2 separate regions of the Homo sapiens genome follow, and region 1 is linked to region 2. Evidence: chromatin loops called from intact Hi-C (ENCODE). Cell type or tissue: heart right ventricle. All regions are shown on one strand. Each heading gives the region's core, and the rest is flanking DNA. Links, peaks and the distances in the headings are about the cores only.

The links. Peaks named below come from ENCODE experiments on the same cell type or tissue, not always from the same donor. Only the 100,000 strongest peaks of a DNase experiment are listed, where the experiment ranks them.
Region 1: a loop joins it to region 2, with 2.0 times the contacts of the local background. A loop is called at or near these places in 63 of 110 quality-filtered maps.

What each region holds. Positions count from the first base shown.
Region 1 is chr16:659,255-662,142 of GRCh38, forward strand. WDR90 (WD repeat domain 90) reads left to right here. Exons shown (of 41, transcript NM_145294.5): 26 at 1-122; 27 at 804-907; 28 at 1,358-1,460; 29 at 1,797-1,918; 30 at 2,088-2,247; 31 at 2,343-2,533; 32 at 2,637-2,805. Among named protein-coding and RNA genes, the nearest start is that of RHOT2, 7.4 kb to the right of the region's middle. RefSeq lists an enhancer at 132-1,022. In heart right ventricle, for the core only: CTCF peaks have their summits at 1,616 (motif pointing left) and 1,828; a DNase peak (open chromatin) is centred at 1,707; H3K4me3 peaks cover 567 bases; H3K27ac peaks cover 1,259 bases.
Region 2 is chr16:577,587-580,474 of GRCh38, forward strand. PIGQ (phosphatidylinositol glycan anchor biosynthesis class Q) reads left to right here. Exons shown (of 11, transcript NM_004204.5): 5 at 793-919; 6 at 1,199-1,352; 7 at 1,483-1,594; 8 at 2,597-2,677. Among named protein-coding and RNA genes, the nearest start is that of PIGQ, 9.1 kb to the left of the region's middle. RefSeq lists a silencer at 1,742-1,791. In heart right ventricle, for the core only: a CTCF peak has its summit at 1,656 (motif pointing right); a DNase peak (open chromatin) is centred at 1,675; H3K4me3 peaks cover 421 bases.

The sequences.
Region 1 (2,888 bases), core at 161-2,660, 82 kb after region 2:
AGGACCGCTGGAGGACGCAGCGTCCAGGGCCAGCGAGCTCCCCCGGCAGCAGGTCCCCAAGCCATGTCAGGCATCTCCACCACGGCTGGGCGTCTGTGCCAGGCCTCCCGAAGGTGGCGATGGTGAGCAGCAGGGGTCCTGGAGGAGTGGGGGGATTCGGGGGTCTGAGAGGGCACAGGCCCAGTGGCAGCAGGTACTCACGCACGTCCAGCTCTGGGGTGCAGGTGCCATCGCTGCTCATCAGGTGGAACACAGTGGGGTCGGGGTGGGGGCAGCTTTTCCTCTCCTCCTTAGCCTCATCAGGTGGAACACGGTGGGGTCGGGATGGGGGCAGCTTTTCCTCTCCCCCTTGGCCCCAGGCACCTTGTCCCCGTCAGATGAGGAAGGACCCTGTGAGGAGAGCTGTGACCCCGAGGGGCTTGGGCAGGCCTCAGGCCCACCTGTGCTCACGGAGGAGGAGGCTGGCAGGGCTGGAGACGGGGCCTGGGCTGCGGCAGTGGGCTCCTGGGGGCTTGCCCTGCCTCCCCGTTCCCCCGGCCAACCCCGTGAGCAGTGGAGGGCAGGGCAGGGACGCTGGTGCCGGTGCAGGGGCCTGAGGACGGTCGGTGAGTCCCCCGTGTGACGAGGCAAGGTCACCTGCAGTGGGACACGGTTTGCCTGCGTCTGTGGCTCCGGCCTGTGCCCCGCCGTGCAGTTCTCACTGTGTGGTAGACCAGGGGCTTGTGGGGAGACTGCGTGTAGTGTGGGGTCTCTGAAGAGCTCAGGGCAGTGTAATGCCACAAGCTCTGCCTCCTCCCTGCCAGGCGCCAGGGACACCAGGAATTCGGGGGCCCCACGCACCACCTACCTGGCTTCCTGCAAGGCCTTCACGCCTGCCAGGGTCAGCTGCAGCCCCCACTCTGCCAAGGTGGGGAGTGGTTTCTGGGAGCCCTCTTTATCCCCAGCAAGCACAGAGGCCCCCCGCAGGGCTCCCCAGCACCTCCTCAGGGTTGCTTTTGGTCGCCAAAGGTGATGGCTCTGGCCCTTGGGCGCCTGTCCCCTGGAGGCAACTTCATCCCACACCCCCACCCCTGCCCTCCGCTGGCCTCCAGACGGGACTCTGTGGTGGCCTCCTGCTGACCTGCCTTCCCCTCTCACCCAGCAGCTGCCCTTGATGAGAGCCCCACGGGCCTGTGCCCCTCCTGGCCCTGGCACAGTGCCCACAGCTCCCACACCTCCTACCCCAGCTTCCCCGTCTGCCCCTGGGTGTCCTCTGCAGCTGGCCTGGGTGTGCCCCAACACAGCCTCCCATGTGCAGGCTTTGGGGCACAGGTGGCCATGCTGGGCCCCAGCAGCATCCGGGTCTCCTTCCTCGCAGGGCACTTGCCCGCCTCCCGCCAGCGGTGGGTGGCTGCGTCTGAAGGCTGTCGTCGGTTACAGCGGGAATGGGCGGGCCAACATGGTCTGGAGGCCGGACACAGGTGGGGGCCAAGAGCCTACCCCCACCCCCAGCCAAGATGCGGCCGCGCGTGGTCCAGCCGTCTCCACCCCAAGGCCAGGACCTGGTGGCAAATGAGCGCCAGCCATCAGTGTGGGGCTCTGTTCTCCCGGTAGCGCCTCCTGGCGCTCCAGCCGAGGTCCTGTGAAGCACTTTGGCTACTGGACGCTGGGGAGGGCGCAGCTGGGACGATGCTAACCCCTTGGCCCCGCCCCACGGCTCGGCCCAGGCCCCGCCCCCTGTTCGGCCCCTCCCCAGGCCCCTCCCCGCCCCCCCCCCCCCCCGGCCCGGCCTCAGGCCCCGCCCTCTCTGCGCACAGGCTTCTTTGCCTACACGTGCGGCCGCCTGGTGGTGGTGGAGGACCTGCACTCTGGCGCCCAGCAGCACTGGTCCGGCCACTCTGCGGAGATCTCCACGCTGGCCCTCAGCCACAGTGCCCAGGTGCCCGCCTGCATCGCCCTCCTCCTCTCCCAGGGCCACCGTGCCCGGCAGAACCCAGCTCCCGGACCGGTGCGGGTTCTCACCACCAAAGACGGAGCAGACGGCCACCCCAGCCTCCACTCCAGCCAGCCACGGCCTCCCCACTCACGCCTGGCCTCTTGCCTGCCAGGTCCTGGCCTCTGCCTCGGGCCGAAGCAGCACGACCGCCCATTGTCAGATCCGCGTCTGGGACGTGTCTGGCGGCCTCTGCCAGCATCTCATTTTCCCCCATAGCACCACCGTGCTGGCCCTGGCCTTCTCACCAGATGACAGGCTTCTTGTCACACTGGGTCAGTGGGAGGGAGGGTGGAGGCCAGGGGCTTCCCTAGACCCCGGGGGGGGCTGCATCTGTGCACCTGACGTGGCTGCTCTGTGTCCTTCCCAGGGGACCACGATGGCCGCACCCTCGCCCTGTGGGGCACGGCCACCTATGACCTCGTGTCCTCCACCCGCCTCCCGGAGCCGGTGCATGGTGTGGCCTTCAACCCCTGGGACGCCGGCGAGCTCACCTGTGTGGGCCAGGGCACTGTCACCTTCTGGCTCCTTCAGCAGCGTGGGGCAGACATCAGCCTTCAGGTGCCACCCGTTCAGCGTTTGGGCCCAGGGGTTGTTTTGTGGGGTGGAATCTGCCTGGGCCCCGGGACACTGCTGACCCATGGCCACTCTCATACTTTGCCAGGTGCGTCGAGAGCCAGTCCCAGAGGCAGTGGGGGCTGGAGAGCTGACCTCGCTCTGCTACGGGGCACCTCCCCTGCTCTATTGTGGCACCAGCTCTGGCCAGGTCTGTGTCTGGGACACGCGTGCCGGCCGCTGCTTCTTGTCCTGGGAGGCGGATGACGGTGGCATTGGTGAGTGCCCCGCAGAAGCCCTGTGGCCCTCAGGACCCCTACCTGGGATCCTCAGAGCTGGGGCAGAGGCCTCATCTGTAGCC
Region 2 (2,888 bases), core at 215-2,714:
AAAAAAAAAAGTGTTCTTTTCTCCTTCTTGCCAGTCCTGCTGTGGCTGAGGCCTTGGCCCAGGCTTGGAAGGGGCCTGCGCAATGGGCAAGTGGGGGCCAAGGTGTCACTCACTGTCTCCTTAGTGGGGAGGCTGAGGCTCCCTTGGGGTCTGCCCGCTGGGGCACAGCCTCTGGATGCTGAGTTTCTTCCTGGGCGGCCAAGACCCTGCTTCCCTGTTTGCTCTTGGGGGTGCCTGTGCCCTCAACTTGACGCCATCCTCCCTCTGGGGACCTGTCCTCCTGCCTGGTCGCTGTGGCCCTGATGGGCTTGGCACTGTCTCGCTCACCTGTGGTCATCCCGGGCAGCCCCCAGCCTCTGCGATGGGGTGGGGCCTCTGGAGGGGACTGTGTCAGCTGTGGGCTTCCCTGCAGGGCTGGAGCCGAATCAGGGTCTGCCAGGCCTCAGTGCGTCCACGTGTTTGGGGCCGAGGGCTCCAGTGGGTCCTGTGGCCGAGGTAGTGAGAGGGGAGGAAGATGGTAGAGGTGGGTGCAGGCAGGGGGCCACGCGGATGCCCTGTGGGCCCGGCCATGTCACCCAGGCCTGCAGAGAGAGGCCTCCAGACCAGCCTCCTCAGACCCCAATCCCGGAGCCATCTGTGAAGGGGAGCCCGTGTGCTGTCCACGCTAGGACGCGGTAGACCCTGGAGGAGGGAAGGCTGGCCAAGGTGGGAGCCCATCACGAAAGAGCCTGGGGAGATGCAGGTGCTGAGCCTGGCTGCCCCCGCCCCAGCGTGGCCCCTGTGTCCCTGCAGCACGTGGCCGAGGAGCTCCAGCATCTGCTGCAGTGGCTGATGGGTGCTCCCGCCGGGCTCAAGATGAACCGTGCACTGGACCAGGTGCTGGGCCGCTTCTTCCTCTACCACATCCACCTGTGGATCAGTGAGTGCAGGGCAGGCGGGGGCCCCAGGGACCCCAGAGCTTGCTGAAGAGGGTAGGGACCCAGCCAGACCCCGCCCCCTGTGCCCCCAACTCTGCTCCCCAGCGTCCTGTGTGTGTGAGGCCTGCTGTGCTCAGCTGAGGGCTGGGGCCTGGGCACCTCCCGAGGGCTGACCCCACCCTGCCAGGCTACACGCACCTCATGTCCTGTGTGTGTGAGGGTTGTGCTGGGCCGAGGGCTGGGGTCTGAGCGCCTCCTGAGGGCCTACCCCACCCTGCCAGGCTACATCCACCTCATGTCCCCCTTCGTGGAGCACATCCTTTGGCACGTGGGCCTCTCGGCCTGCCTGGGCCTGACGGTGGCCCTGTCCCTCCTCTCGGACATTATCGCCCTCCTCACCTTCCACATCTACTGCTTTTACGTCTATGGAGCCAGGTGGGCGTGGGCTTCCCCCTCCCCACCGCCCCCTGGGAGGTGCAGAGGCTCCGGCTGGGCGGGCGTTCGAGTGGGGCGGGGGCGGGGCGGGGCGGGGCGGGGCCGGGCCCGACAGCACTGCGTCCTGTAGGCTGTACTGCCTGAAGATCCATGGCCTGTCCTCACTGTGGCGTCTGTTCCGGGGGAAGAAGTGGAACGTTCTGCGCCAGCGCGTGGACTCCTGTTCCTATGACCTGGACCAGGTATGGGGCAGGGTTCGTGGCTGGAGGGGCTGACTGCCTCCGGCCTGTGCCCGCTGGGCCAGCGCGGTGCTTGGGCACCACAAGGGGGCAGCCTGCTCCCGTCCTGCAGCTGAGGCCGCGCACAGGCCCTGGGAATAGATAAGTCTGCGGTGTGGGCTGCACGTGGGGCTCTGAAGCAGCGCAGAGCTTCCCTGGGCCACAGAGAAGAGACAGACACACAGCCCCGAAGGTGGTGCAGGCACAGGCCCTAGAGGTGCCCCGGGCCCAGAGACTAGAGATGCCCCGGGCCCGGAGACTAGAGGTGCCCCGGGCCCGGAGACTAGAGGTGCCCCGGGCCCGGAGACTAGAGGTGCCCCGGGCCCGGAGACTAGAGGTGCCCCGGGCCCGGAGACTTGAGGTGCCCCGGGCCCGGAGACTAGAGGTGCCCCGGGCCCGGAGACTAGAGGTGCCCCGGGCCCGGAGACTAGAGGTGCCCCGGGCCCGGAGACTAGAGGTGCCCCGGGCCCGGAGACTTGAGGTGCCCCGGGCCCGGAGACTAGAGGTGCCCCGGGCCCGGAGACTTGAGGTGCCCCGGGCCCGGAGACTAGAGGTGCCCCGGGCCCGGAGACTAGAGGTGCCCCGGGCCCGGAGACTTGAGGTGCCCCGGGCCCGGAGACTAGAGGTGCCCGGGCTCGGAGACTAGAGTTGCCCGGGCCCGTCTGCTGCTCACACTTGCCGCAGCCGCTGGATGCTGCCATGCAGAGCATGTTCTTGGTGACTGTGTGGCCACGCACCGTCTTGGGTGGTCTGGCCCCCACCTGTCTCCCTGCGAGTCCCCTAGTCCGTGGGGTGTGGGTGGACAGCCCTCCTGCTACTGGGACTGCTTCTGAGCAGGCCATCCCGAGTTCCCTCAGGAAGCCGCAAGGTCCCGACTGCAGCTCCGGGATGGGGGAGGGCACAGTGCTGGGCCGTCCCTGGGCGCGGGGTCCTGCTGATGCCCGGTGTGCTGGCCCCTCCCTACAGCTGTTCATCGGGACTCTGCTCTTCACCATCCTGCTCTTCCTCCTGCCTACCACAGCCCTGTACTACCTGGTGTTCACCCTGGTGAGCTGAGCACCCACAGGCTGGGCCTGGCTGCAGTGCTCTGTGTGGCTTCTGCCAGCGCTGCCTGGGAGCAGTCAGCTGTGGGGCGGGCTGTCTCCTGCTGCAGGCCACGTGGGTGGCCTTTCAGGACCCTCTGGGCAGTGAGTGCTGCGCTCTGGAGTGGGCGAGGCCCTATCCTGGCCAGTAAGACACCCTCACTGCCCTGGAGCAC